2 separate regions of the Homo sapiens genome follow, and region 1 is linked to region 2. The links are chromatin loops, found by intact Hi-C in ENCODE. Cell type or tissue: ascending aorta. All regions are shown on one strand. Each heading gives the region's core, and the rest is flanking DNA. Links, peaks and the distances in the headings are about the cores only.

What was found. Hi-C counts contacts between places; a loop is a spot of excess contacts. Peaks named below come from ENCODE experiments on the same cell type or tissue, not always from the same donor. Only the 100,000 strongest peaks of a DNase experiment are listed, where the experiment ranks them.
Region 1: a loop joins it to region 2, with 1.9 times the contacts of the local background. A loop is called at or near these places in 6 of 110 quality-filtered maps.

Annotation. Positions count from the first base shown.
Region 1 is chr22:46,049,529-46,058,788 of GRCh38, forward strand. All of the region lies in intron 1 of LOC124905135 (collagen alpha-1(III) chain-like), which reads left to right. It overlaps PRR34 (PRR34 long non-coding RNA), which reads right to left and starts at 4,697. Exons shown (of 2, transcript NR_165243.1): 1 at 4,222-4,697; 2 at 1-2,371. It overlaps PRR34-AS1 (PRR34 antisense RNA 1), which reads left to right and starts at 4,318. Exons shown (of 3, transcript NR_027034.1): 1 at 4,318-4,392; 2 at 7,319-7,417; 3 at 7,534-8,994. RefSeq lists silencers at 4,088-4,207, 4,448-4,607 and an enhancer at 8,797-8,846. In ascending aorta, for the core only: no CTCF peak of the experiment used is centred there; DNase peaks (open chromatin) are centred at 4,283, 4,833, 5,833, 8,713 and 5 weaker places; H3K4me3 peaks cover 6,855 bases; H3K27ac peaks cover 8,000 bases.
Region 2 is chr22:46,099,874-46,110,508 of GRCh38, forward strand. It overlaps LOC124905135 (collagen alpha-1(III) chain-like), which reads left to right. Exons shown (of 2, transcript XM_047441696.1): 2 at 1-10,635. The coding sequence starts at 3,607. The coding sequence ends at 4,716. It overlaps MIRLET7BHG (MIRLET7B host gene), which reads left to right. Exons shown (of 5, transcript NR_110479.1): 4 at 9,394-9,480; 5 at 9,891-10,635. Among named protein-coding and RNA genes, the nearest start is that of MIRLET7A3, 7.6 kb to the right of the region's middle. RefSeq lists an enhancer at 4,784-5,298. In ascending aorta, for the core only: a CTCF peak has its summit at 4,950; no DNase peak of the experiment used is centred there; H3K4me3 peaks cover 1,837 bases; H3K27ac peaks cover 7,827 bases.

The DNA of each region.
Region 1 (9,260 bases), core at 1,261-9,260, 51 kb before region 2:
GTTCACTGCAAACCTCTGCCTCCCAGGTTCAAGTGATTCTCCTGCCTCAGCCTCCCAAGTAGGTGGGACTACAGGTGCGTGCCACCATGCCCGGCTAATTTTTTGTATTTTTAGTAGAGACAGGGTTTCACTGTGTTAGCCAGGATGGTCTCGGTCTCCTGACCTTGTGATCTACCCACCTCAGCCTCCCAAAGTGCTGGGATTACAGGCATGAGCCACCGTGCCCGGCCCTGACTTTCAAGAGAAAAACCTGACTCTTCCCACAGCTGACTTGATTGGCAGCATAGGCAAAGACTTGAAGCGAGTTTGGAGCGCTGACTGCCTGCCCTGCACTGGCTGGGTTTATCGCCATCTGTGAGGTGCTACCTTCATCCCCCTGTACAGACAAGGACCCCAGGCTCAATAGGCTGAGGCACTGGCCCAGGGACCTCCATGCCACCCTTATTGTGAGGAGGACACATTTGTGACTCTGAAGCAGAAAAGGCCCTTTGTCCTGCCAAACCATGGGCAGGATTCAGGGGTCTACAATGTGACTGCTCGGGTGGCCTGACCGCTGAGCCTATGAGGCTGGGGTTGGGAGGAGGACACTAGCCTGGTGCCTACTCACAGGGAGCACTCAACAAACAGCAGCAGGAGGAAGAGGAGAGGATGGGGCAGCAGCAGCAGGAGGGAAGGTTCGAGCCTCCGCAGTGGAGGGGAGGCTCTGCGGGCGTCTCTCAGCTGGCGAAGGCTCCTGAGAGCAGGGATCAGGTCTGCAGCCCCAGGGCCAGCTCAGTAGGGGAGCAAGGTGTGTGAACACATCGATGAGGGCCGTGCCTTGTGCCATCCTTCTTCCCCTTCACAGGCAGCTGGGCATGTTGGGGCCAGAGGGGAGGGCCTGTTAGTTTCCTGTGGCAGCCATGTAACAACTTATGGCTGACTCAGTGGCTTAAGCAACGCACATTTATTACCTTACAGTCAAGGGGGTCAGATGTCTGAGGTGGGGTCCCAGAACTAAAATCCAGGTGTTGGCAGGGCTGGTTCCTCCTGGAACTCCAGGGGAAAAATCCATCCCTTGCCTTTTCTGGCCTCTGGCGGCACTTGCACTCCTTGGCTCCTCGTCCCTTCTTCCGTCTTTAAAGCCAGCAGCGTCCCCTTGTTCTGTCTCTGACCACGGCTGGGAAGGAGTCTCTGCTTTTGGGCACACGTGGCTAATCCAGGCTACCCTCTCACTGCAGATCTTCAACTCAATCACACACCTACAAAGTCCCTTTGGTCTGGGAGGTAACACTTTCCCAGGCTCCAGGGATTAGGGCTTGGACATCTTGGGGACTTTATTCTGCCCAGGAAAGGTGGTATCAGGGAGTCTGAGCATCTGAACCTCCCCAGGGGACTGAAGGAATGCCTTCAGTGTCCTCTTCCTCCTCCTCAGCAGCTGTGAATCCAGAATAGAGGCCATCTACAAGGTCACACCTGGAGGGATCTGGGGAAACTGAGGTCACAGAGGTCTTGCCCAGGACCCCAGGCCAGGCCCTGTGTTTCTTCCACAGATGGCCCCTTCCCCACCACCCTGTAGTGCACTGCCCAGGGGGTGGAAGTGTTTTAGCCTGGAGGGACACCAGCTTGAGGACTCTGTAGAGCTCTGGGCCTAGGGGGAGGGCGGGCAATGTCATCTATGGGGTGGCTTCCCCACACCAGGGGCAGCTTTACGGAGGTTACCTTTTCATCCCCCCAAGTCCTGTGGCAAGTGAAGATCTGTTTCCTCATCTCATAGGGTAAGGAAGCTGAGGCCCTCAAAGGGGCAGTGGCTTGTCCGTGGAGAAGAGTCTGCTCCTTCCGACAAGCCTGTGGCTGGTGGTGAAGCAGGTGTGAATGGTCTGTCCCATGAGCAGGAGGGTGGGTGTGCGGCGATGTCGGCGTGGTCTCCGCAGAGCTCTGTGCACAGGCCTGTGCATCTGCTGACAGGCAGCTGAGAAGGCTTGCAGTCACATCGCTGATGGTAAAGCTGTAGCAACAGGCTCAGAGAGGTGTGTTAGCTTTCCCAGAGACACACAGCTCTCTGGAAGAGTGCCATCCTCTGAGCTCCATCGCCTGGTGCTTTGCATCCCTTGCCCCAAGGGCACACGTAGAAGCAGAGTTCCTTGGGGTTGGATCTGTGGGGTGGTTTGTGAGGGGGACTGTGTCATCCACTGTGGAAAAGACTTAGCTGCCTCTCTGTAAAACATTTTTGCCTGACGTGAGTTCTCTCCCTTGACCGGGGGCCAGCACAGTACATAGTAGGGTGGTTAAGAGCCCTGGGTTTGGGCTGAGCGCGGTAGCTCATACCTGTAATTCCAGCACATTGGGAGGCCGAGGCAGGAAGATTGCATGAGCCCAGGAGTTTGAGACCAACCTGAGCAACAAAGGTTAAAAAAAAAAACATTAGCTGGGCATGGTGGCACACGCCTGTAAGTCCCAGCAACTTGGGTGGCTGAGGCAGGAGGATAACTTGAGCCTGGGAGGTTGAGGCTGCAGTGAGCGGTGATCACGCCACTGCACTCCAGCAGGGGCAACAGAGCAAGACCCCATCTCAAAAAGAGAAAAGAAAAGCCTTGGGATGGGATTTGGGGTGCTCTGAGTTTAAATCCCAGGGCCCCCACTTTGGTGTGATCTCAGGTATGCTCCTGAACTCTCTATGCCTGAGTTCCCCCAGCTGTAAAGGAGGGGGTGATAATAATGCTGCCCAGACCCCAGAGGACCCCTAGGAGGCTCTTGCTGGGCAGCTGGTCCTGCCCCAGAGCCCTCCCACTCCACACACCCCTGCATACGCTCAAGGGCAGATGGGCCCCCCACAACCAAGCCAGGCCTGGTGGCCCTAGGACACTCTTGGCCACAAGAATTCAGATTATTTTCTCAGCAAATTTCTGACCAGTGTCCTGGGGCCTCAGCAGGGGCAGGGCTGCATGGTCCTGGGTCTATCTGGACTTGTTCTGGCTCAGACCTCAGCCCACCACAAGGACAACGAGTCTGGGAACTCGGGCAGGCTCTCTGCCAACCAGGAGCTGCTCTTGCTCGCCGGGACCCCACAGGGCAGGAATAGTGGGCATTCATATCATTCCCATTTTGCAACCAGGCAGACCGAGGCCCAGAGAGGCCAGATAACCTGCCTCAGGCCACACAAATGGCAAACAATAAGGCCAAACCTTGGTGATGGCCAGACTCTAAATCCGGGGCCACTTCTTGCCTTAGGAATATAGTCTTTCCTGGCACTCACTTAGCCAAAAATCTTTCTAGAAGGGTGGCAGGCCTTCCTGCCCCACTCCCGGAACAGGCCGGCTGCTTTCAGGGCCAGAAGAGCCAGCCCTTTGGAGGAGGAGGCTTGTGAGAGTGGGGATGGGCCGCAGAGCCTCCCCAGGCAGGGCAGCGTTGCAGCTTGCATGTGGCAGGGATGTAGGGTGAAGCTGTGCAGGGCAAAAGACAGGTCAGTTCCCGCTGGAAGTGCCCCACTGGGGGGCCTCGGTGTGTCTCTTTCCCCAGCACTGGCATGGCACATTTTGACCTGAGCAATGGTGAGCTGCCCGGAATACGAACAGGAGGAAGAGAACCTTCCCCAGGCAGCATGTGAGGCTGGGGTGGCACTCGACACAGGACAGCAGGCAAGGACATGCCGCCCTCCAGGCTGAGGGTCTTGGGAGCCTCCCCTCCCAGCCCCTGCTGTGGCCTCCCCCTGGGCCCTGGCATGGGAGGAGTTAAGCTGCCGCGGGCACCTTGGCACATTGCGCTGCCCAGAGTGTCCGGCTCCCCACCCCCACTGCTTTTCTTCCTTTTTGCCTTTTTCCTTCTTAATTAATCATACGCTGCTGCCCAATTTAAATATGGAAATGCCCAGGCCGAGGCGATGCAATTATTCATGAGGGCCGGGCGGCTGTCCGGGGCTCTCGGGCTGTGGGGAGTACCGTGGCATCGCCTCCGTTCTGATGTGTGTGAAATTATGTGCACAAAAGGCGCCTCCTTATCTGGGAGTGTGAACTAAATAAATAAATAAGGGCTTTTGTTTGTTTGCCGGCTCCTGCACATGGCTGCTGGGACTCAAGCGCTCGTGTTGTCTGCGCCTCTGTGGGACTCTGGGGACGGGAGGCAGGGGAGGCCCCCGCAGGCCGGCCAGGGGCTGGGGGCTGGGGGCCGGGGGCCGGCCGCCGGGCACCTGGGGCCCTCTCCCTCCCCAGGCACCACCCTCACCCCGCAGCTCCCCCCCATACACACCCTCGCTGGAAAGTTCGCCCTGCCCGGGCTGGGCTCCCAGGCAGCCTGGCACCGTGCCAGGCTCGCCGCCGAGCTCGGGCAGCAGGGTGGGGCAAACGCGGAGCACGGAGGACGGGGCCGGGCGACCTGGGCACCAGCAGGACCCGAGGCCAGGAGCCAGGGGCCCAGAAGGTGAGGGCACCCCGGGTGGGCGCAGGGTGGGCGCTCTGTGGGCAACGGGCCCTGCGGCCGGGCCCAGGAGCAGGCCTCGTTGCGGGGTTGGGGGGGGAGGTTGGAGCGGAGGCTGGCAGAGGAGGCAGGCACAAAGGAGGGCAGTGCCAGGCAGCTGTGGCCGACGCAGGCATCGCTGCCCGCCTGCCCCTAGCCGGCCTCCCCGCCGAGGGGAGGACGCGTGTGCAGGGGCCCGGGCAGGAGCGGCAGACACCGAGCCGCGGCCACAGGGCCAGCCGCACAGTCGGAGGAAGGGCCGGAGCGAGGCGGGGCCCGGGGCTGTCAAGGAGAAAAACATCCCAAGGCCTGCAAATTGCTGCTCTCAGCTTTTTTCCCCCCTCCTCCTGCTTCGCGGGGTGGGGGGGTTGGGGGGGGGGTGGTGGGGGGAGAAAGCAGCGCTTCCTCTGGAGGCGGATGCAAAAAGGATGCAGAATTTTAACCATCTCCTGCACCGGCCCGTCCTTCCTGAGCAGGGTTTGGGCCCAGGCCTGGCGCCGTGGCTCCCTGGGAAGGGAAAGGCCAGAGCAGCCGATGCCGGTTCTGGGGGACGCCGGAAAGCCCAGCCTCCTCTGCACCTCCATCCAGAACCGGGGGCCCCGCAGCACCTGCAGCAGGGGTGGAGGGTGGGAGGCAGAAGGGGCCTGGTGCTCTCGGAGGCTGCACCTCACGGTACCAGTCGCTACCCAGAGCAGCACGCCTGTTTGCTGGCCTGCTCTTGGGTGTTAAACATGGTGTCCAGGTCCCCGGTTGGAGACCCCAGCCCTGTACCGGGTGAGGGTCTTAGCTCCCACTGACTTGGGGCCTTCAACCACACTGGCATCCCAGGCCTTCCTCCTGACTGACTTCTGTTTTAAAAATAATGTGGAACGTTTTCTGGCATCTGGTGAGGGATTCACACACTGTTTACTGAGGGCAGGACTTAAGGAATGAGTTCAGAAGGTATCTATCTGGTCACTGGACAAACGGCAGGCAAGCCCCCTGTGCTCCTCGCTGGGTGAGACTCAGGGGCATGGGTTTGGGCATGGGAGCTCAGAGGGATGGTCTGGGCCCACAAGCCCACGAGGCATAGAGCCTAGGGCCCATGAAATGTTTTCATTTTAATTTCTTTTAAAATCAGAAGAAAAAATGACTATAAAAATAATGAATATACGACAATGAATTCGACCTGGTTTTATTGGCCTTTAGTCTGATGTAGTCATAAAATAGAATTTTTAGTATTTATGGAGGAAGGGAACCAGGAAGCCAAAAGTGCCCCGGCCCATGGAAGGCGGGTGTGGCCTGGGTTGGTCCTGTCTGTCCCAGGACAAAGGGTCAGATGTCTGGGTCCAGGGGGGGTTTGGAGGGCATCTGGGTGCCCTGTGAATCTGGCTTCCACGAAGGCTAGCTGGGACAGGTTGCTCCAGCCTGCGGTGGACAGGAGCCAGGGCTGTGTATGTCTGTGCGTGTCCGTGTATGTGCACGTGGGTGTGCAGGCATACTCGTGTGCATGCCAGTGTTTGACAAAGGATTCCTAGACACCTGCGTGTGTAAGTCCCAATTCTCAAAACGGGGAATGCAAGGCCAGGGTCAGGAGACAGTGTGGCTGCAAGGGCCTGGTATTCCTGACAATGATGGGTAGGGAGTGCCATTGTCTCCCTAGGAGAAAGCAGCCTTCAAGGTCCCAGCACCCCCAAACCCACGAGCTCACACAAAACAACGCGAGCCACAAATGCAAGCCACATCTGTCATTTAACACCTTCTAATAGCCACATTTTCAGAAAGTGAAAATAAGCGGGTAAGATTCACTTTAGTACTAAAATTCATTTTAATCTAATATAAATTTCCAAAATCCTATTTCAGTGTGTTGCTCGTATGAAACTGTGAACGGGATATTTTGCCATTTTTTCCATATTCGATTTGGCCTCTCCCCATTTCAATGGCTCCTTTGCTGCGTGTGGAGCAGCTACCACGGCGGTCACGTAGGTTTAGTAGGTCCCTGTGCCCCCCACTTCCCCACCCAGAGTAGGGGAGACTGGTTTTCTGCTTCTTTTTTGCTGGTGGCCCTTCCTGGCCAGGGAAAGGGATACTTCCACTGGCTCATCAGCCCCCAGCAACCCTGAGAGCTGAAAGAATGGATGTTGGGGCTGCAGGTTCCAGAATGAGGGGGGCTGCTGGAAAGGGTTCTTCGGCTGTGCTCCCAGACGCCAGGGGACGACACAAAGGGCTGACTTCAGACTCACAATAGTGGGGCGGTTAGTCACAGTGCCAGGGCAGCGGGCAAGCAGACAGAGCCCCCTGTGTCTGTGCCTGGTCGGGCTGGGCCCTGCAGCCCCCATTTCCCCAGCTGGCTTCCCACCCCACCCCTGCCCGCTCCCCACATTAACCCCCTGCCGCCTGCTGCCTACCTGGCAGCCTGGCCGGGGCTCCCTTGGCCAGGACTGGTTTCCACCAGCCACCCTGGCCAGAGGCGTGCTCCTTCTAGAAGCCGGGCTCAAGCCTGCATGATTTCATGGGCCTGTCTCGGGAAGCAGGCATTGGAACAGCTCCGTCACCGTGGCCGGGCAGCGTCCACGCAGCCTGAAAGGGGAGATTTTCATATTAGTTTAGAGGCTCCTCACTTAAAGATTTCATCAGCATTTGCGAGTGTTCGCCATTCAAGGACTGTGCATTTCTGGAAACAATGAAAAGCCAAAACTGTGAAAAATTAAGGAGTGGCCCTGAAGCTGGTGTCTGTAACTGCACATTTTAAAGTGAACAGACTGATATAAATATTTTAATCCTGTGCCTAGATAGATGGATAAGATAAAATAAATTAGTCATGTTCTGGCCCAGTCTGGAGACTATCTGAAAGCAAGACAAATGTCAGCATTTGCTGTTTAGGGGTTACAATTAAAATCTCTCCTTCTAGATTGAGCTTCTAGAGCCTCAGAGATGGAATTCGCCGTTTTGCCGCGATTTGGCGTTAACTTATTGACCCATGGGGAGGAGGGTCACTTCCCGTGAAAAGGTATAAAATGAAGTTGTCAGTCTCTCTTTTTAATTAAAAAAAAAAAAAATCTCTGCAAAGATTCTGCATTCTGGCTTCTCTTTGCTAAATTAAAGTGGCATGTGTTTTTATTTTAGAAGGCAGAGATGTTTTGCTGTGCCCAGTGTGAGGAAGCGAAGGAAAAGAAAGATCTTTTGAAAATGTGTACATCTACTTGCAGCTTGAAAATTCCAAGTGCCAGACATTTTTCTTGGAGGAAATAAATGTCTTCAATTTATTCATCTTACCTGTTGATTATGTTCTGTAATGATTTATTTTATAATTTAATCCTTGTCTAGAACCGAGGCCATCTTTGGAAAGTAAAAGACCTAGGTCTCTTTGGTCCAGGAGACATTGTGGCCCTCTCTTAAAATCATTGACTGCCGAGATCTGGGCCCAGGCGGCTCTCGGACTGAACCGGTCTGTGCTAGGCAGCCTGGCCCACTCGGCCTTCAAAACACAAGGGATGGGAGACATATGCTCGGCTCACATCGTTTTGTTTTGATTTATTTTAAACTGCTTAAGATGATTTTAGCACAAGGAGTGGTGTATCTTACTTGCATTCTGAGAGCCACTGGATTTGCAAGCTAGAGTACAATTTTTTTTTTAATCCAAATTTAGAAATTGCCTTTTAGAGTAGACAACAGCATGCTACTTTGCCTTTTAACTCACTTTTAAAGAACGATTCTTAAGATCAAGTACATTGAATTTGGAGATTGGTCCCCCTCCGTTATTAGGGGCTGGAAATGGCCCACTTTTCAAAAATAAGGTCAGAAAAGGGGTGTTTCTGACCTAAGAGTTCTTCCAGGCTGGGCTCGTACCACAGAGATTCTTCCACACCCATGTCCTGAGTCCTTGTCCTACACACCATTTTTTCTTCCAAGGAGAAGGAGTGTGGCATTCAGTTCCAGTGTCATCGTGTGGAAAAGAGTCCCTGCCTGGCTGAGAAACTGTCACAGGCAGCCGGGCCACTTCCCAGCATGACCCACAAGCCCGATGGTGCCCCTCGAATGGTTAAGGGACCCGTACAGATACCATTCTTTTAAAGCAAGCCAATGCAATCTTCACGAATTGCAGTTCCACCCTGGCTGCTGGTACTAACTCTAATAATGGAAAAAAATTTAAAAGATTGGGGACAACAGGAAACACATTGGATCCCCAGGGGAAACGGCCTGGAAGCTACAGTAGAGACATGGGTGACCCAAGGGCTCTGTTCAAGTCCTGGGGCTGTTCCCTTTATTCCTCCAAGCCTCAGCTCCCCGGATTTAAAGTGAGAACAGCACCCAGCCCAGCCCACTGTCAAGGGCTGTTGCAGGAATATGACAACAGCCACCAATATTTGCATAGCAGAGATGCCCAGTTTCGTTTTCTATTTGAAAGTTTCTCTGAAGGGGGATGTGCTAGAGACACGAGAACAACTGCTACCATCTTAATAACTTTTCTGGCAATACACGACGATGATTGTTTATGTTAATCTCATAACTATTAACAATAATTCATTTCATTCTCATAATGAATTATATCTATTTGACTTATAATAAATAGAATCATATCAGTAATATAGTCCTTTTCTGATCATGAAAGCAACATATGCTCACTATAGAAAATTTGGAAAATACAGAAAAATGCACATAAGGGAAAAATTATTCATCCTTTCTCCCACGCAGAGACAAGCTCTGGTCACATTTTCCTGTGTTTCCTTCCAGGCTCTGCTCTCTGCCGAGCGGCTTTCATCAATTCTCCTAGCATCTATTTTCAGATAACTCCGTGGGCTTTTGTGATTGGTCCTCCTTGTCGCCTTGGCCCCTCTGGTCCTCAGTGGCAG
Region 2 (10,635 bases), core at 1,549-9,548:
GCAGTGTTGGTCTCTAGGGTCCAAATGAAACAGACCCCACAGGCGTGTCCCTCACACAGGACTGAGCATGGAATGTGCCCCTCCCTGAGTCTCTGACTCCCAAGCCTGGACTGACATGTCCAGGGAGGCTGCAAGGGTGTGTCCCCTGGATCATGGGCAGGGGGCACCGTGTGCAGCTGCTGAGGCTCAGGATGTGTGGGAAAGGGCCTGGAGTGGAGGAGAAGAGGCCTGCAGGGGAGTGGACAGTCCAGGGCTGGGACCAGCACCCCAATATGCATGATCCGTGGAAGATGAGGCTGGTCGCACACAGAAGGTGCTTACTCAGTGCTCGTCAGATGCCAGATGCTGGCGTAATCACCACAGGGGTCACACACCCTCCGTTAGGACCACCAGCAAGGCAGGGCCACCGTCCCACACTGTTCTTGCAGAGACGGAGACTGGGGATCAGGAGCCTGGCCCTACTCTGGCCTGCAGCCTTGGGGGCTGCTGGGGCTGTGGAGGGCCTCTGGGGTGCTGGCTTGGACTGGGGGAGCCATTGAAGGTCCATGGGGACCGGGACTCCTTCAGCAGCGTTTGTTTTTTAGCTGACTCAAAACTGCTCCCCTTGGAGGCCTTGGCCCAGGATGGGGAAGCCTCAGCCGGGCAGGTCCCTCGGCCTTGCCCACCTCTCATGGGCCTCACGCTCAGGAGGTGGCATCCTGCTGGCCACACCATGGCATTAGCCCCGTGCCTCACCCACACTTGGTGGCAATAACAGGAGCCACAGCCCCAACCAGAGCCGGCGGCCGCGTGGCCCCCTTGATACCCGGCACTGGCTGGTTTTCTGAAGGGACTCGTTCCTGTTCTGGGTACCCTGGGTTCTGGCTGATGGAGAGGCCGCCCTGTCCTTCAGGAGTGGGTGCAGATGTGGGTGCATGGGAAACCCAGACGTGAGACGGGTGATGGCTTGGCACCCCATGGCAGAACCATGCTGAGAAGCCACATCGGCCAGCTCCAAGACTGCCTAATGGACCTGGCATCCACAGCCTGAGAATGGGCCCCGGGGGACCACAGTGTGACCTCAGCAGCCTCTGCAGATGGTGGAGTGGCACTTTTTCTTCTCCCGAGAGGTTGAAGGGCATCAGCAGCGGCCCCAGGTGGCCTCCACATGCAGGTCGAGGGGACAGAGGTTTGTTCTCATGTCAAATACCCAGACGCCTTTTTAAATTTTTTTTAATGTTTTTATTTTCTATTTTTTTGGAGACGGGAGTCTCACTCTGTCTCCCAGGCTGGAGTGCAGTGGTGCGATCTCGGCTCACTGCAACCTCTGCCTCCCGGGTTCAAGTGATTCTCCTGCCTCAGCCTCCAGAGTAGCTGAGATTACAGGTGCCTGCCTCACACCAGGCTAATTTTTGTATTTCTAGTAGAGACGGAGTTTCACCATGTTGGCCAGGCTGGTCTTGAGCTCCTGACCTCAGCTGGTCTGCCCGCCTTGGCCTAAAGTGCTGGGATTACAGGTGTGAGCCACTGCGCCCAGCCTGATGCCTTTTTATACCCAGACAGAAGCAAGCAAGCCCTTACAATGGCCCTGCATTTGATCTTTCAGTCCTGCTGAAAATGCAGATGCTTCCTGACTTGCAGTGGGGTTTGTCCTGAGAAACCCACTGTAAATTGAAAATATTGTAAGTCAAAAAAGCATTTAATACACCTAACTACCAAACATCATATCTCAGCTCAGCCTCCCTGAAACGTGCTCAGAACACTTATGTTAGCCTCTAGTTGGGCAAAATCATCTAACACAAAGCCTATTCATGATAAAGTGTTGAAGATCTCCTGTTATTTATTCAACACTGTACTGAAGTGTGGTTGGTTTCTACTGAATTCATATCCCTTTGGGTTGAGAAATCTTAAGTTGGATCCTGGTAAGTCGGGGCTGTCTTTATGGACAAAATGCAGAGTGATGGCCCTCACGCGGCACCTCCCTGTTGGCTTTGAGCAGCACTCTCTGTCTGGGAGAAACTTTAGTGAGCATGAAGTTGAGCCCTCACCGTGATGAGGGATGGGACAGGGTGCAAGGACAGCCACCTGCTGTTGCAGGTTTCACCTGGGTGAAACACCTTCTTGATTCGGTTCAGATTTGTTAGGAGTTCCTGTGGGCCAAGCCCTGAGCCAGTCACATGGAGTCATCCCTCTTCCTGATGGCCCTGCTGAGTGCCCCTCCCCTGAGGCTCCCAGAGCCCACGGGGCTTGCCCTGGCCACCAGGCTGGCATACAGCAGAGCAGGGCCCTGGCCCCAAGCTGCCCCGCAGTAGAAACACCTCTGGGTTCCATGAACGTTGTCTCGCCAAGGTGTGGGGCCACCAGATCCCTCAGGGGCGGGGAAGGTCTGGGGTCTGGGCCGAGCCTTCCGAAGTCTGGCTGTGCAGTGGGTTCAGGCCCTGCCACTCAGACCCTTGCCGGGATGGTGCCGGGGTGGGCCAGGCCCCCAGCCCCAGTGCTCCTGGCAGTGGCCAAGGCTGCTGCCTCCTCAGCTCTGGCTTCCCTCCCTGGCCTGGTTGGTTGGGCACCTGGCCTCAGGCATGGCCCAGGCTGGGGGCCTTGCTCCCCACACAGTAGTGAGCTGAAAGCACTGCCATGTCCAGCTCTGGGAAGGAGCAGGCTCCCAGTTCATCCCGCAGCCTCGTGTCGCTGCTCCAGCTGTCCCGGGTACGACGTGCCCTTCTCCAAAAACACCTCACCCACCCAGCTGGGCTGGCCTCGAGAACTGGGGAGTCAGAGGCCCTTGGCTGTCCCTGAAAAAGGAAAACGGGCCTCCTGATGGGGGCTTCCTGGGCTCACCCAACACAGAAGGACCTCCTAGTGCCCGTGCGCCGGCAGGTAAACCTCTTTGGGTCCCCGTTCCCTCATCCCTGAAACATGGGGAGCACAGTTGCTCCTGCGCTGGCTGTGGCTGTGGGGGAAGGAAGAGCCGCTCCATTCCTGCGTTTGATCAGGTTGTCACGAGGACTGAGTGAGTCACCAGGTGTGAGGGGCTTTGGTGGGTGTGTCACAGTGGCAAAGCATTCACACCGGCCAGGTCCCCAGCTGGGAGCATGTGCCCAGGAGCCTGCGGTGTGCAGCTGGTCTAGCCCCACCGTGGAGCAGCCACGTGGGAGAGGCCCCGGGAACAGGCGAGGTGGCTGTGCCGTTCACACCCAGAGAGTCGTCAGGGCAACTGGTGACACGGTGATGGGGACAGTGGCACCTGCCCTTGATGCTGCCCTGTGTCACCCAGGCAGCCCCCACCCCATGAACACTGTGCAGGCTTTTCCCTAATTTCATTCTTGTTTTTTGATGAAGGCCCTGCCCGTGGCTCTGGATCGGCGGTCCCCATCAGAGGCCTGGGCTGAGTCCTCAGGTGTGTGAGTACCATCTTCCCCTGACCCGGCGGCCCCACAAACACCCCTCTGCCAGCCACAGCTCGGCCGCCCTGGGCCTTGGCCTCCCAGTCTGTGCAGTGGGGTTGGTGACGATCACAGGCTTCTGCTCTGTGCAGGTCGGGAGGGAGTGCCATGTGGCTGCACCCCCAGCCCAAGAGCAGCCTCGCTGCTGGACCTTTGGGTTCCCAATAAGATCTGGTGAAGACACATGGAGACCACTGCTGGGCGGGGGCAGGAAGGCGTCCCTGTGGCACCCTGGGGCCGCCCATCTGTTGGATCTGGAGGTGCTGCCTGCCAGGCTCTACTCTGCATCCAGCGAGTGTTTGTTGGGGGCAATGGGGCCCGTGCCTTTTGTCCAGAGGAGGCCGGAGAAGGGGACACAAGAGGGGAGTGGACAGACGGTCACCAGGCAGATAAGCAGGACGGGGCTCGGGGCTTGTTTGGGAAGTGGCTGGTGCTGAGCTTGGCTGGGGCAGGGCTCCAGGAGGGGCCGAGTGGGCCCCACCCCCGACCCTTGTCGGCAGGGCCCCGAAAGTTCCACGCTGTTGGGGGGGTGCCGTGGAAGGTGGAGCGGGGAGCAGCCTCCGATCCCTGGAGCAGGTTCCCCAGCGTTCCCGTGGCAGCCACTTCATGGCACAGTGGTCCCCGGAGTTCAGGCCAGGCCCTCGAGCCGCCTGTCTGGGGACCACTCCAACCTCAGGCAAATGAGGGGCGGCCCTCCCCGGGTCTGGGGGCAAAAGAAGGTTTTGAATCCGGAAGCCCAGGCTCAGTAGGCCCTTGCCACCTCCCCCAGAGGTCATGCCTCAGGCTAGGCCACCTGGGCTGCAACATGGGAGGGCATCAGTGCCCCAGGCAGCCCCCAGTCCCCCGGGGCCACTGCAAGACCCTTAGACGGGACGACAAGGCCTCTAGAAGCCCCGGCTGCTGGGAGCCTAGGCAGAAGAAGGGCCCACCTGCCTGTCTCTGGGGCCGTGCGCGGGGCGGGCACTGTGCTGCTTTTCCGGTGGCTCCTGCTCCTCCCGGCCCCATCACCACTCCCACCCGCGGCGGCCTTTGTCTTCCAAGCGCTCTGCAAAATGGCCGCCCGGCCTGCCGCCATTTTGTGGCTGAGGTGGCCGTGGCCTTGGAGAGGCCTGGGAGGGAGGGCGGCCATGGCCTGCCTGCCTGCCCTTGGCGGCCTGGACAGAGCCCAGCGCCGGCCCCCGCCCAGTCTGGCCTTGGCCGTGGCTGCCCCAGGCTTGGCACCAGCCAGCCTTTGGCAAGGCAGCCCGGGAGTCCTGGCCCCTCACCCAGCCCTGCCGGCCCCTCGCCACCCTGAGGCAGCCCTGCTGAGCAGACGGAGAAGCCTTGAGCCAGGGCCGGGCCAGTACAGCCTCGCTGGCGGGGGAGCCCTGGGCCGAGGGCAGCTCAGGCGGGTGTGGGGCCCACCTGGGCTCCCGGCACCTCTGCAGGGGTGACGCCTTCAGGCCTTGACGGCTGCACCTATCGCGCTCCTGGCCTGGCCCGGCCGGGAGTGGGTCTCTCAGTGGCCGGCCCAACTTCTGGCTTAGAGAGGGGCACCGCCATCCTCAGGAAGAGGGCAGGGCCGCACTCTGGCCAGGATTTCCCTGTGTTGGGGCCAGCCAAAGTCTCTGACACACAGGAGTGGAGGACCTGTTCCCTCCTGGGCCCCTCCACAGCCCCCACTCTCCTGCAGGCCCCATCCCCGCAACCTCAGCCATTCCAGACAGCATCTCCCTCCCCACCAGAGCCCCTCGGCCTCTCCTGAGCCTCTGAGCTTGCTTCCTGCCCCGTCACAGGCCCATGCACCTGCCCTTCCAGTAGCCAGAGGATCCCAAGTGGCACATTTCCGAAGGGACGGTCTCCAGGAACCCCCAGGGGCCAGGGTGGCTGCAGAGCAGCATCAGGGAGATGCTGGGTGTTGGCCGTGGAGGACAATTGTGCCCCTGGCCAGGCGGGGAGGGGGCAGGTGGACCCTGTGGGAGCCCTGTGGGAGCCCTGTGGGGTTGGCCACACATCGGTTCCTGCTATCCTTGCAACAAGATCCCCTGGAGGGCAGTGTGCCTCCTAGAAGAAGGCAGGAGAAATCACCACGTGAAGCAGAGAATGGCGTTTGATGAGTGTGTGCTTTTTCTAGGGGTCGACGCAGGTCCTCTGGGCAGCATGGGGTGGTGCCGGGTGGACCCCACGGTGGCCTGTGTTCGCCACGTGGCCGTGGGTCAGTTCCTCGCTGGAGGAGACCCTTCCCCAGACACCTGCCGGGCACCCAGCCAAACCCTTGAGGCCTGGGAAGGTCTCTGGATGCCACCCTACACCCCGCCCAGACTCCTCTCCCTGTGGTTCCTGGACAGAACATTCCGTCACCACGAAACGAAGTTTGCCCAGGCCCTGCCTTCACCCTGGGAAAACCCAGCCGGGCATGGGAAGGAGGAATGCTGCCCGCCTGCCCGCCCAGACCAGAGTCGCCCCACATGCCAGGCCAGGCCCGCATCCTCCTGGGGCACACGGGAGCCCCAGGCTTCCCGGCAGGAAAAGCCCCCCACCGCAGAAGGGCTGGTCTCTGGTGGGGAGTTGCTGCTGGGTGGGGTGACCACAGGGCGGGGTTCAGGCTGGGGTATTTTTAATGATGTAGTTGCATCTGGTCACCGCCCCCTGCCACCCCCGATTCTTTCCTGCCCTCCCCACCTTGTGACCCAGACTGTGGCTTGAATTAAGAATGTTTTCAGATAAGTACACGCCTTTGAGGTTAAAAGTATGCCTAATGATTAAACACCAGACAGAGATCCCCACAGGAGAAGAGCGGGCTCCGCATTCCTGCTTTTCCCCTTTGGACTCCAAGCAAGCCTGTTTGCGTAACCCGGGAGCATTAAAGAGCAGCTTCCCCGGATTCTCCCCACAGCCCTGGGGGCTGGCGTCCTGACCCATCATACGGAGGAGGCAGCTGAGGCCCAGAGGGGTTAACCTACCCCATCCCAGGCCCATCACTGAGGGAGACAGAGCAGGTCAGAACCAAGCCTGGCAGCCCCCAGGGCTGTGCCCCATGGACGCAGGTGTGTCTGCAGAGCAGGGTCCTCCCCTGCCAGTGCCAGCCCTCAGGTGTCTCGGGTGCTGCGTTACTCTTGTGAGCTTCCACGCTGACACCTGTGGCCACAATGTTGGTGTCTGCTGGACCTCTGGCCCTGTTCTAGGTGCAGGACATGTGGCCACAGCAGGCCTGGCCCCTGCCCCAGGGAGTGGACATTCCCTGAGCCTGCCCCCCACCCCCACTGAGAACTTAGTGGCTATGAGAGAACAGGAAAGCAGGAAGCTAGACAGGGCACAGACCCCCGACGGTGGAGACCCTGACCCGGAGCACGTGGGTGTCAGTTTTGGGGAAGCCAGACAGGGAGGGTGCTAACAGGAGGGCCAGTGAGGGGACCTTGGGACCCCAGACAGCCCTGGAAGGAAGGCAGCCCTGGAAGGAAGGCAGCCCTGGGGTCCGGGCCACGCTCCATCCTGGGGGCACCCCCTTCCCACCTGCGTGCAGTGTGCAGGGCCGGGGGAGGAGCCTGGATCTGAGGAGTGCAGTTCCAGTTGTGGCTTTGCCGCGGCGTCCCCATGGCATGCTGTTGGGGACCGTGAGACTGTGGGCGGCCTAGCTGTATTGCAGCCTGAGGCCAGAGGAGAGGTCAGTAACCCTTACCCGTCCCATCTTGATTTAAGTTTGATATTTTTAGATCATGGACGTTTCTGCATTGATTTTCTTTTTTAATTTTGCAATCAGATATTTCTGCTGATGGCTGGGTTTTTGGTCCTTTTAACATGCTTCCCACACCTCGCCCTGGTCCCTGCCCTGCTGCGGCCGAGCCAGAGCCGCAGGCTGCCCCGTGTGTGTCTCGTTAGCTTTCTGGGCCGTGTTTGCAGGAGGCCCGCCTCCCGTCCTAGCCCCCGGACGCCACCCCTCCCTGTCTTTTTCCCAGATCCATTGTTGGCACGGCTTGCTGAGCAGAGACACTGGCCGCTTTATGGGGAGAAACCCAATCAGGGTGGCGGGGGTGTGCTCCTTGGGGGGGTCCGGCTCCCAGTGGCCCTGAGCCAAGCCCGAGGTGACTTCGGGGTGACACCGTCTGTCTGCCTCACTTGCTCCAGACATCCGCCCGGCCCTGAAATGGCCACCTGCCCACCGAGGCCTCCGCACACCTGTCCTGGCTGGCCCGGCCCCTCCCCCGCCTGGGCCTGCCGGGCACCCTGCCCACGGGCAGACACCGTGGGGCCGGGGCAGCGCCCGGGAGGTGGCAGCTGGCAGATGGCAGAGCGCCTGCCGACTGCTCACTCCCCGTCAGCTCTGCTCAAGGAGCACCGTTTACGCTGCATGGCCCTCCCAGCCCTCATCCAGGCTGGCTGCGAAGGGTTTCTCTGGTCTGTCTCAGGAAGCCTCCTGAGAAAGGGGAGATTCCTGCTGTCTCCCCAGGCCTGAGCCCCATGCTCACCCCCAGGGCTGCCAGGTAGGTGGGCCTGGAGATCACCCCCGCACACACCCCACAACACGTGCAACTGGCCTTCTCCCCACCAGCTCAGAAATGGCTCCATGAGTGGGTCACGAAGCTGAAACATCAGTCTTTCCCCACCCCACACCCCAGAAAGCCCTGGTTGTCGGCTGGAGTTCTCCTGATTGCGTGCAGATCCTCCTGCGGTGGGGGTGGAGCCCGCTGAGGTCACAGCATCTGTGTCCTGGTCCTGTGGAGCACAGCAGGGTTGGGTGTGCAGGAAATGTGTCCATACACCCTCCTCAGAGTCCCCCGGAGCGGGCACTGCCACATTCAGGCTCCCTGACCACTGCAGGCCTGGGTGGTCCAGATGCGAGTCCTAGAGCCTTGCGGGCAGAGCTGGGACTCACCAGGGAACACAGGGCCCTCAGGGGAAAGGAGCAGGAAAAAGCAGGGTGGTTGTGCCTGGCAGAGGGACAGGCCAGGGCAATGCTGGGAGCAGAGGCCTGCCCGGGACACTTGCTGCTCTGGGAGGCTGGAGGGGGAGCCCGGGCTGCGGGCATGCTGGGGAGGGGCAGAGACAGTAGAGAGGGTGTCAACAGTGGTAGACGGCCTAGCTGGCTGGGAGCGTGGGCAGGGCTGGTGCTCAGGGAGGAGGAGGGAAGGGCACCCCCCACCCAGTGTCCCCACAGGCCCCTCAATAGCCTGGTGGGTGACTCTCCCGGTCCCCAGCAGGGCTGCTCTTGCTCGAGGTCACACGGTACAGGGCTGCAGGGAACCACGGTATGTCTGCTCCCATCCAGCGTCTTGGGCTCAGCCCCGGGGACCCACATCCCTTCCTGCCTGGATGCACCTCCCTGGCCTTTGCACCCCGTGCGCACCCTGCAAGGGCACTCCTGCCAGAATGGGCTGGCGTGAGGTGAAGTTTTCATTCACTGGACAAGACCTTGCCGAAGCCCTGCAGCCCCAGACTGGATGCTGTGGGCCCCTCCCGGGGGTTTCCGCTCGTGGGAGAACCCCAAGCCTTCCTCGTCCTGGGTCCCAGGGGAAGCCACAGCCCCCCTGGACCCTCAGCATCCTCCTCGGTGCAATGGGGGCTTAACCCCTCCCTCCATAGTCCAGCCACCTGCTGACAGGCCAGGCACCCGGGAAAGCAGCACCAGGCTGTCCCCCCTGTGCATCCTGCTGCCCTCCTCTGGGCCCTAGAGCATCCAGGCACCAGCCTGGCAGGGCACAGGCTTCCCAGCAGGGGGACATGACCACTGACCACTCAAGGACAGGCTTGGGTCTTGGTCCCCTCTGACCTGGCATTGTCCAACACAGGGCTGGCCACGGAGGCCATTCCACATTCCATCCAGGCCCTTACAGGGGTGGGTGAGCCACTAGGCGAGAGACGGGCCAGGCTGGAGTGTCGGTTCTGGTGCGGGACGGCTGGGCAAGGCCCAAGGTCACAAAGGGGTTCAGAGCTGGGTAAGGCCACGTCTCTTCCAGAGCTGACACTTGTCACTTTTGTTTTTAAAACCCAACAGGTCAAGAAGTGGCGCTGACCTGGAGCCCCTGCCTGGGGCTGGCCTTCCTCACAGTGAGCTGGGCCTCCTGCCATCCTGGCTCTGGAGGTAGGAGGAGCCGTGGGAGGTCTGATAGGGAGGGAGGGCTATCTCAGAGCCAGGCCACTCCCGGTCCTCTCCAGGCCCCACCCTCAGGCACAGAGGTCCTTAGGTGGGGACTTGATGGTCTCACAGCCAAACCTTCGCCCAGGCTGTGGCCTCCCCTGAAGCCATGTCTCTTCTTGTCTTCCCGCCACTCTTCCAGCAAGCTCCCCCCGTTGGCCCACCTCATCTGCCCACTGTGCACTTGGGGCATGGTGATCTTTGACCCTGGTGGTGCACCCCTCAGGCTGGACAGGGCCTGAAGGAGCCGTGGTTCATTGCAGGGCGTCTGAGTGGAAGAGGCTCAGCCTCACCTCCACACCCTGAAGACTCACTCTCTGGCCCTGGGCTCTGTTGTGTGCACCGCCTGTCTGCAGGGCCCAGCCTGCCTCGAGCACTCCCTGGGGACAGAAGCTCCTGCGCTGGCCTCTCCTGTCACCTAGCCACCGGGCATCCTGGAGTGCAGCCCTCATGCCCCGAGGCCACCTGCCATCGCCCAGGATGACTCAAGATGCCACCTGGGTAAGTCTAGCCCAGAACGAGAAAGGCCGAATGAGGGAAACTGAGTCACATCTGCTTCTCCCAGGTGGGGCTGGGGGCCCAGGGGGAGGGCACTTGTGGTGACGACCAGGGTGGACTAGGGGCCTGTCTCCCATTCTGTCTCTGCCACACGTTATAGAGCCCGACCTGTGGGCTGGGTCCCCCCATGGTGAGCACTGTAGGCTCTAGGAGGCTGAAGTCCTGGCCTGGGGGACCTGTGGGGGCCAGGCTGGGGCCATTGGAATCAGTATGGTGGTCCCCACCTGCACTCCAGCTCCGATGGCTGATGACGGGGGCCCTGGCAGCTGACCCCTTGCCTCAGTGGGGAGACCACGGCTCACGAGGGCATGAGACCTGCCCAGAGCATAGCCCAGAGGCCGGCCTGGATTCTCACAGCTCCGCCCACTGGGCTGTCCTGCCCCACCCCCTTTTTAGCCTGCTGGGACCATGAGTCAGAACCCAGTAGGTGTGAGGGGACCCAGCCAGCCCAGGTGGCCAGTCCAGCCTGAGGGGGTGGGGGTCTCAGAGATTAAGTCAGGAGCCCAGAGTGCGTGCTTAGGGTGCAACCCACCCCACAGCCTC